Linked DNA regions of Homo sapiens: region 2 is linked to region 1. A link is an interaction called in ENCODE POLR2A ChIA-PET data of the cell type or tissue named here. Cell type or tissue: OCI-LY7. All regions are shown on one strand. Links, peaks and the distances in the headings refer to the core of each region. The heading gives the core; the rest is flanking DNA.

The links. Peaks named below come from ENCODE experiments on the same cell type or tissue, not always from the same donor. Only the 100,000 strongest peaks of a DNase experiment are listed, where the experiment ranks them.
Region 2: POLR2A ChIA-PET joins it to region 1 with 5 read pairs; 5 of 35 experiments call an interaction of 5 or more read pairs at or near these places.

What each region holds. Positions count from the first base shown.
Region 1 is chr7:6,356,888-6,361,280 of GRCh38, forward strand. No RefSeq gene overlaps it. Among named protein-coding and RNA genes, the nearest start is that of SMIM10L3, 10 kb to the left of the region's middle. In OCI-LY7, for the core only: no CTCF peak of the experiment used is centred there; a DNase peak (open chromatin) is centred at 2,334.
Region 2 is chr7:6,086,178-6,090,570 of GRCh38, forward strand. It overlaps a transcript of USP42 not described here. Among named protein-coding and RNA genes, the nearest start is that of USP42, 17 kb to the right of the region's middle. In OCI-LY7, for the core only: no CTCF peak of the experiment used is centred there; no DNase peak of the experiment used is centred there.

The DNA.
Region 1 (4,393 bases), core at 219-4,218:
ATCCCAGCTACTCAGGAGGCTGAGGCAGGAGAATCACTTGAACCTGGGAGGTGGAGGTTGCAGTGAGCTGAGATTGTGCCATTGCACTCCAGCCTGGGTGACAGAACAAAATCTTGTCTCAAAACAAAACAAAGGAAAGTCAACTGTGAATAAAAGCAGGGAGGAGAATTGGCAAAAATTGGAATTTGATGATTTTACGGAATTTTATTTATTTATTTATTTATTTATTTATTTATTTATTTTTGAGACGAAGTCTCTCGCTGTGTTACCAGGCTGGAGGGCAGTGGCACGATCTTGGCTCACTGCAACCTCCGCATCCTGGATTCAAGCAGTTCTCCTGCCTCAGCGTCCCAAGTAGCTGGGATTACAGGCACACACCACCACGCCCAGCTAATTTTTGTATTTTTAATAGAGACGGGGTTTCACCATTTGGCCAGGATGGTCTCGATCTCTTGACCTCGTGATCTGCCCACCTTGGCCTCCCAGAATGCTGGGATTACAGGCGTGAGCCACCGCCCCTGGCCTGGAATAATTTTTTTTTTTTTTTTGGTGCAATAATGGAATTACAGTTAAGTTTGTAAAAATAGTTTCTCTTTTAGAAATACATACTGAAGCCAGGCACCTGCCTGTAATCCTAGTACTTTGGGAGGCCGAGGCTGGCAAATCATGAGGTCAGGAGATTGAGACCATCGTGGCCAACAGAATGAAACTCCGTCTCTACTAAAAATACAAAAATTAGCTGGACGCGATGGCACATGCCTGTAGTCCCAACTACTCGGGAGGCTGAGGCAGGAGAATCGCTTGAACCCGGGAGGCGGAGGTTGCAGCGAGCCAAGATAGCGCCACTGCACTCCAGCCTGGCGAAAGAGCGAGACTCCGTCCCAAAAAAGAAATACATATTGAAATGTTTATAGCTGTTCTGTATGATATATGGAACTTACTTCCAAGTAATGACAATGTAGGAGAGTGGGTACAGATGACCCAAGATTACCCATAAATTGATAATTGTTAAATCAGATGACATATACATGGAGATTCACTACTATTCTGTCCATTTTTGCATACATTTGAAATTGTCCATAATTTATTTATTTATTTTTATTTTTTATTTATTTTTTTTTGAGACGGAGTCTCACTCTATCACCCAAGCTGGAGTGAAGTGGCACGATCTCGGCTCACTGCAAACTCCGCCTCCTGGATTCACACCATTCTCCTGCCTCAGTCTCCCCAGTAGCTGGGACTACAGGCGCCTGCCACCACGCCCGGCTAATTTTTTGTATTTTTAGTAGAGACGGGGTTTCGCCGTGTTAGCCAGGATGGTGTCAATCTCCTGACCTCGTGATCTGCCTGCCTCGGCCTCCCAAAGTGCTGGGATTACAAGCGTGAGCCACCATGCCTGGCCTGGGTCATACTATTATTTAAAAATGTTTCTAAACTGGGTGCAGTCACTTACACCTGTAGTCCCAGTACTTTGGGAGGCTGAGGCGGGAGGGGCGCTTGAGACCAGGAGTTTGAGACCAGCCTGGGCAACATGACAAGACCCCATCTGTAATAAAGATTATGAAAATTAAAAATAAATGTAAGAAGATTTTCTGTCCGTTTTCTCATTATCATATACAGGGTGAGCAGGTGCTGATTAAACTTCTATTGGAGCCGGGAGCAATGGCTCAAGACTATAATCCCAGCACTTTGGGAGGCCGAGGTGGGTGGATTACCCGCAGTCAGGAGCTCAAGACAAGCCTAGCCAACATGGTAAAACCCTGTCTCTACTAAAAATACAAAAAATTAGCTGGGCATGGTGGCACATGCCTGTAGTCCCAGCTACTCAGGAGGCTGAGGCAGGAGAATTGCTTGAACCCGGGAGGCAGAGGTTGCAGTGAGCAGAGATCGAGCCACTGCACTCCAGCCTGGGTGACAGAGCAAGACTCTGTCAAAAAAAAAAAAAAAGAAAAAGAAAAAGAAAAAAGACTTCTGTTTCGTCCACAGATTGCAAAATATTGAGGTGAGACTGAAGAAAGGATGTTTCCCAGAGTTCCTGGACTTGGAGCTATTACAGTACCTGTGTGTGACTCTAGTTGTCTCTTTTGAGGAGGAAGTGTGTTATTGGTTTTGTGTGACATTAGAATGATTGAATTATGGTGGGGTAGGAGCATTTAAAAATATTAAATGTATGGGAAGATATATGCGTGTGAGTCGTGAGATCCACCAGATGTACATGGTAGATACGGCAGGACCTGACCATTGTCCTCTAAGACCCACTCTTCTCTTCTTTAGTGATAGTAGAATTTTTAGCAGAGCCTCTATTTCCCAGCCTGCACTGCAGCTTGGAATGGTCATGTGACTATGTCTGGCCAATGGGATGTGAGAAGAAGCACAATGGCTTCCTAGAATCATCCAGAAGAAAACACTTAGCACCCTCTCTTTGTCCCCACTTTTTTTTTTTTTTTTTTTTTTTTATGAGATGGAGTCTCACTCTGTTGTCAGCCTGGAGTGCAGTGGCAGGATCTCGGCTAACTGCAATCTCCGCCTCCTAGGTTCAAGCAATTCCCCTGCCTCAGCCTCTCAAGTAGCTGGGACTACAGGCATGCACCACTATGCCTGGCTAATTTCTTGTATTTTTAGTAGAGACGGGGTTTTACCATGTTGGCCAAGATGGTCTCTATCTCCTGACCTCATGATCCTCCCACCTTGGCCTCCCAAAGTGCTGGGATTAAAGGTGTGAGCCACCGCACCTAGCCTCTTTGTCCTCTTCTAGCTCTGTTTCTCCATCCTGTTCTTGGGACTTAGATGTGCTGACTAGAGCTCCATCTTGGCCCATGAAGAAGGGGTTGGGGCACCAGGCTTCATGGAGAAGAGCTATGTACCAGCCTGGATGACTTACCTCTGGATTTTTACCTGCAAGAGAAAAAAAGCTTTAATTTTGTTTAAATTATTGCCACTGTAGGTCTCTGTCATGTGCACTAAACCTAGTCATCATAAATACAGTGGATATCTCTTGTTTCTGTCTGTCCAGCCACAGCTTCCCATTCTCTTTGGGGGACTTCCTCTACCCTATTCCATATGGTTTGGGTGGGGTGGACTGTGAGTCACTAGGTCCTTCTCTTTTCCGCAACAGGTGGGCAGGTGAACAAATCCAACCAACCAAGACTCCTCGAGTCATCAGGAATGAAAACCTGGGTGGACTGGCACAGGGACCCCTAGGCAGATTATTATTATTATTATTATTATTATTATTATTATTATTTTATTTTGAGACAGAGTTTCACTCTTGTTGCCCAGGCTGGAGTACAACGGCATGATCTCAGCTCACTGCAACCTCCACCTCCTGGGTTCAAGCGATTCTTCTGCCTCAGCCTCCTGAGTAGTTGGGATTACAGGAGCCTGCCACCACACGCAGCTAATTTTTTTGTATTTTTAGTAGAGACAGGGTTTCACCATCTTGGTCAGGCTGGTCTTGAACTCCTGACCTCAGGTGATCCACCTGCCTCAGCCTCCTAAAGTGCTGGGATTACAGGCGTGAGCCACTGTGCCTGGCCAGATTATAAACAGATTCTTATTAATCAAAGCTGTATTTATCCTGAAATATTCATTATGTATTATATTAACAAGTGCAGGAATGCAGAAGAAATACAGCTTTCAGTTTTGCCTAGACCTAAAGGTGTTCCTGACGAAGGTGATGTCAGTGCCCCCAAAATAAGATTCTTGAGGGTCTCTGAGTGGCCCTGAATTCTATCTTTTCTGAGTTCTGGTTACTCAACTTTTCCTTTGTTTTTTATTCTGTGAGCTACCTAGTATTCTTGGCTTTTGTTTTTTTTTTTTTTTTTTGAGATGGAGTTTTGCTCCGTTGCCCAGGCTGAGGTGCAGTGGCGTGATCTTGGCTTATTGCAACTTCGGCCTCCTGAGTTCAAGCAATTCTCCTGCTCAGCCTCCTGAGTAGCTAGGATTATAGGCATGCACCACCACGCACAGCTAATTTTTTATTTTTAGTAGAGATGTGTTTTCACCATGTTGGCCAGGCTGGCCTTGAACTCCTGACCTCAAGTGATCCGCCCACCTAGGCCTCCAAAAGTGCTGGGATTACAGGTGTGAGCCACCGTGCCCGGCCTAAGAGCACAAACTTGATGAACTCTGCATTGCTTGCTCTGTGATGGGCCAGGCCCAGGCCCTGCTGGCCCAGCTGGACCTATGGAGTTATCATCATCTTACATAAGAGGATCCAGGAAATAGTGGGAGGAGCTAAGAAGACAGGAATCGCATGTTATTTAAAGTTTCATTGGTAACCAAGAGGAGAACTAAAATAGAGAGATATACCACAATGAGGGGAATGCTGGTATCAGTGAGCTAAATTCTGATGTATCACAGCCAAAAGACAAGAGATAATGTGTACAATTGA
Region 2 (4,393 bases), core at 330-4,329, 270 kb before region 1:
GGAGCCTGCCACCTCACCTGGCTAATTTTTTTTTTTTTTTTTTTTTGAGACAGAGTCTCGCTCTGTCGCCCAGGCTGGAGTGTAGTGGCGCGATCTCAGTTCACTGCAAGCTCTGCCTCCTGGGTTCACGCCATTCTCCTGCCTCAGCCTCCAGAGTAGCTGGGACTACAGGTGCCTGCCACCATGCCTGGCTAATTTTTTGTATTTTTAATAGAGATAGGATTTCACCGTGTTAGCCAGGATGGTCTCGATCTCCTGACATCATGATCCGCCCACCTCGGCCTCCCAAAATGCTGAGATTACAGGCGTGAGCCACCGCGCCCAGCCTAGCCGGGCTAATTTTTGTATTTTTAGTAGAGACTAGTTTTCACCATGTTGGCCATGCTGGTTTCAAACTCCTGACCTCAGGTGATCCACCCCCCTCAACCTCCCAAAGTTCTGGGATTACAAGCATGAGCTACATCAGCCTTTTCCTTTCCTCCTTCCCTTCCCCCTTCCCTTCCCCCTTCCCTTTCCCCTTTCCTTTCCTTTCCTTTTCCTTTTCCTTTTTCCTTTCCTTTCTTTTTGAGATGGAGTTTCGCTCTTGTCGCCCAGGCTGGAATGCAATGGCGCGGTCTCAGCTCACTGTGACCTCTGTCTCCCAGTTCAAGCAATTCTCCTACCTCAGCCTCCCGAGTAGCTGGAATTACAGGCGTCTGCCACCATACCTGGCTAAATTTTTTGTATTTTTAGTAGAGACGGGGTTTCACCATGTTGGCCAGGCTTGTCTCGAACTCCTGACTTCGGGTGATTTGCCTGCTTCAGCCTCCCAAAGAGCTGGGATTACAGATGTGAGCCACCGCCTCCAGCCACCACACTTTTTTTTTTCTTTTGAGACAGAGTGTCACTCTGTCACCCAGGCTGGAGTGCAGTGGTGCGATCTCAGCCCACTGCAACCTCTGCCTCCCATGTTCAAGCGATTCTCCTGCCTCAGCCTCCCGAGTAGCTGGGATAACAGGGGTGTGCCATCACGCCCAGCTAATTTTCGTAATTTTAGTAGAGAAGGCGTTCACCATGTTGGCCAGGCTGGTCTGGAACTCCTGACCTCAGGTGATCTGCCCGCCTTGGCCTACCAAAGTGCTGGGATTACAGACGTGAGCCACCGCACCTGGCCTAAGCGCTTCTTTTTTTTTTTTTTTTTTTTTTGAGACTAAGTCTCACTCTGTTGTCCAGACTGGAGTGTGATCATAGCTCACTGTAGCCTCAAACTGCTGGGCACAAGTGATCCTCCCACCTCAGCCTCCTGAGTAGCTGGGACTACATGTGGATGCCACTGCGCCTGTCTCATTTTAAAATTTTTTGTAGAGATGGGGTCTTGCCATGTTGCCCAGGCTGATCTTGAACTCCTGGACTGAAGCAATCCACCCGCTTCGGCCTCCCAAAGTGCTGGGATTACAGGAATTAGCTCCCTGCCCCGCCTCACACTTCTTTAACTCTCTTTCATTATACGAAGTTGAGATATTTTTCAGCGAGAGTGTGAATCTTCTCCAACAACTATTTGAGATAAGCTATACCCTCGTCTTGCCTCCTTTATTCCCTTTTATTCTCGTTTTTGCATATGTTGTCCCATCTGCCTAGAAAGTCCCTCTGTCCCCAGTCCCCAGAGGAACATATGTTTGATACTAATTATAAGACAGTGAATAACATACTTAACCTCTAATCTGTAAAATGGAAGTACTAATTTTATCTGCTTTGTAGTCGTGTTGCAAACAGTAAATGAGTTAACATATCTAAATCATTTAGGAGAGGGACCTGGGACATAGTACCTCTCAACGGTTACCTGCTATTAATATCAACTCTAGGACAGGCATGGTGGCTCATACCTGTAATGCCAGCACTTTGGGAGGCCAAGGCAGGAGGATTGCTTGAGGCCAGGAGTTCGAGACCCACCTGGGCAATATAGCAAGACTTTGTCTCTACGAAGTATTTAAAAACTAGCCGGGTACTGAGCTATGATTGCTCCAGTGCACTCCAGCCTGGGCAACAGAGTGAGACCCTGTCTCTAAAACATAAAAATTTTAAAAACCCTACTCACATTACTTTTTTTTTTCTTTTTGCGACGGAGTCTTGATCTGTCACCCTAGGCTGGACTGCAGTGGTGCAATCTCGGCTCACTGCAACCTCTGCCTCCCAGGTTCAAGAGATTCTCCTGCCTCAGCCTCCCAAGTAGCTGGGATTAAAGGCACCCGCCACCATGCCCAGCTAATTTTTATATATTTTTAGTAGAGACGGGGTTTCACCACATTGGCCAGGCTGGTCTGGAACTCCTGAGTTCAGGTGATCACCCGCCTTGGTCTCCCAAAGTGCTGGGATTACAGGCATGAGCCACCGTGCATGGCCTCCTACTCTTATTACTCTTATTGACAATCCTTCTTTGCTCCTAGGAGGCTAACTCATCCTGCCAACCCCGATTGACGTCACTACACCAGTGATAGCGTCTCATCATCGATCTTTCACCATTAGAATCTCCCTAAACAGAAAGATTTCTTCTGAGAATTTATAATTTTCTCTTTCCACCAACTCATCAAGGTGAGTTCGACATTTTGCTCTCCTTCTCTCCTGTTCTTCCTCAGACCTCCTGCTTGAAGCCTGAAGTGTTCCAAGCATAGAGATGATGGACGTGGTATGGGACAATCAGTGCACCCGCAGGAGGGGACGGCGGGAACCAAGATTGGAAGGAACATGTAGGTATACTCACAGGTCCAGGGAGGGGTCTCACCAAATGCCATGAAGGGCCATAGGGGAGTGCCAGGTTTGGTCAGGTGGCAGAAGCCTGAGCCAGAGCCTGCACTGGGGTTTCTTTTCTATATTTATTTATTTATTTATTTATTTATATTTATCTTTTTGAAATGGAGTTTCACTTTGTTGCCCAGGCTGGAGTGAAGTGGTGCGATCTCTGTTCACTGCAACCGCCACCTCCCAGGTTCACGCCATTCTCCTGCCTCAGCCTCCCGAGTAGCTGGGACTACAGGCGCCCGACACCACGCCTGGCTAATTTTTTTTTTTTTTGTATTTTTAGTAGAGACAGGGTTTCACCATGTTGGCCAGGTTCATCTTGAACTCCTGATCTTAGGTGATACACCCACCTTGGCCTCCCAAAGTGCTGGGACTAAAGACATCCTCCTGGTTGAGCTCTTTGGTGTCCTGAGGATTGGCTACCCCTGGGAGGGGGAGTTTCTTTCAGGCCAGCAAGCTTTGTAAGATGTCAAAGCATCATAAATACAGAAAATTTTAAAAACGTAATACATATAGCTTCTGTTCCTTCCACCCAGAACACTCTTCTGACCCTGGACCCCGTCCCTGCTTCACCTGACTTTCTCTTTTTTTTTTTTTTGAGATGGAGTCTCACCCTGTCTCCCAGGCTGGAGTGCAAGGGTGCGATCTCGGCTCACTGCAACCTTCGCCTCCCGGGTTCAAACAATTCTCCTTCCTCAGCCTCCTGAGTAGCTGGGATTACAGGCATGCACCACCACGCCTGGCTAATTTTTTTGTATTTAGTAGAGATGGGGTTTCACCATGTTGGTCAGGCTGTTCTCAAACTCCTGACCTCGTGATCTGCCCACCTTGGCCTCCCAAAGTGCTGGGATTACAGGTGTGAGCTACCGCGCCCAGCCTCTTCACCTGACTTTCTGATACTCATCCCTCAAGTGTCTGATGAAATATGGCTTGCTGTGGCTGGGCGCAGGAGGCGCCAATGTGGCTTGAACCCGGGAGGTGGAGGCTGCAGCGAGCCAAGATCACCTCACTGCACTCCAGCCTGGGCGACAGAGCAAGACTCTGTCTCAAAAGATATATATATAGGGCCAGGCGCAGTGGCTCACGCCTGTAATCCCAGCACTTTGGGAGGTCAAGGTGGGCAGATCACCTGAGATCGGGAGTTCGAGACCAGTCTGACCAACATGGAGAAACCCCCGCCTCTACTAAAAACACAAAATTAGACAGGCATGGTGGCGCATGCCTGTAATCCCAGCTACTCGGGAGGCTGAGGAAGGAGAATTGCTTGAACCCAGGAGGCTGAGGTTGCAGTGAACCGAGATCACGCCATTGCACACCAGCCTGGGCAACAATATTGAAACTCTGTCTCAAAAAAAAAAAAAAGAAATATATATATATATTTCTTTATATATATATTTATATATATATTTATATATATTTCTTTATATATATTATATAGGTTTATATTTATATATATTATATAGGTTTATATTTATATATATGCCAGGCACAGTGGCTCACACCTCTAATCCCGGCACTTTGGGAGGCCAAGGCAGGTGGATCAACTGAGGTCAGGAGTTTGAGACCAACCTGGCTAACATGGTGAAACCCCATCTCTCCTAAAAATACAAAAATTAGT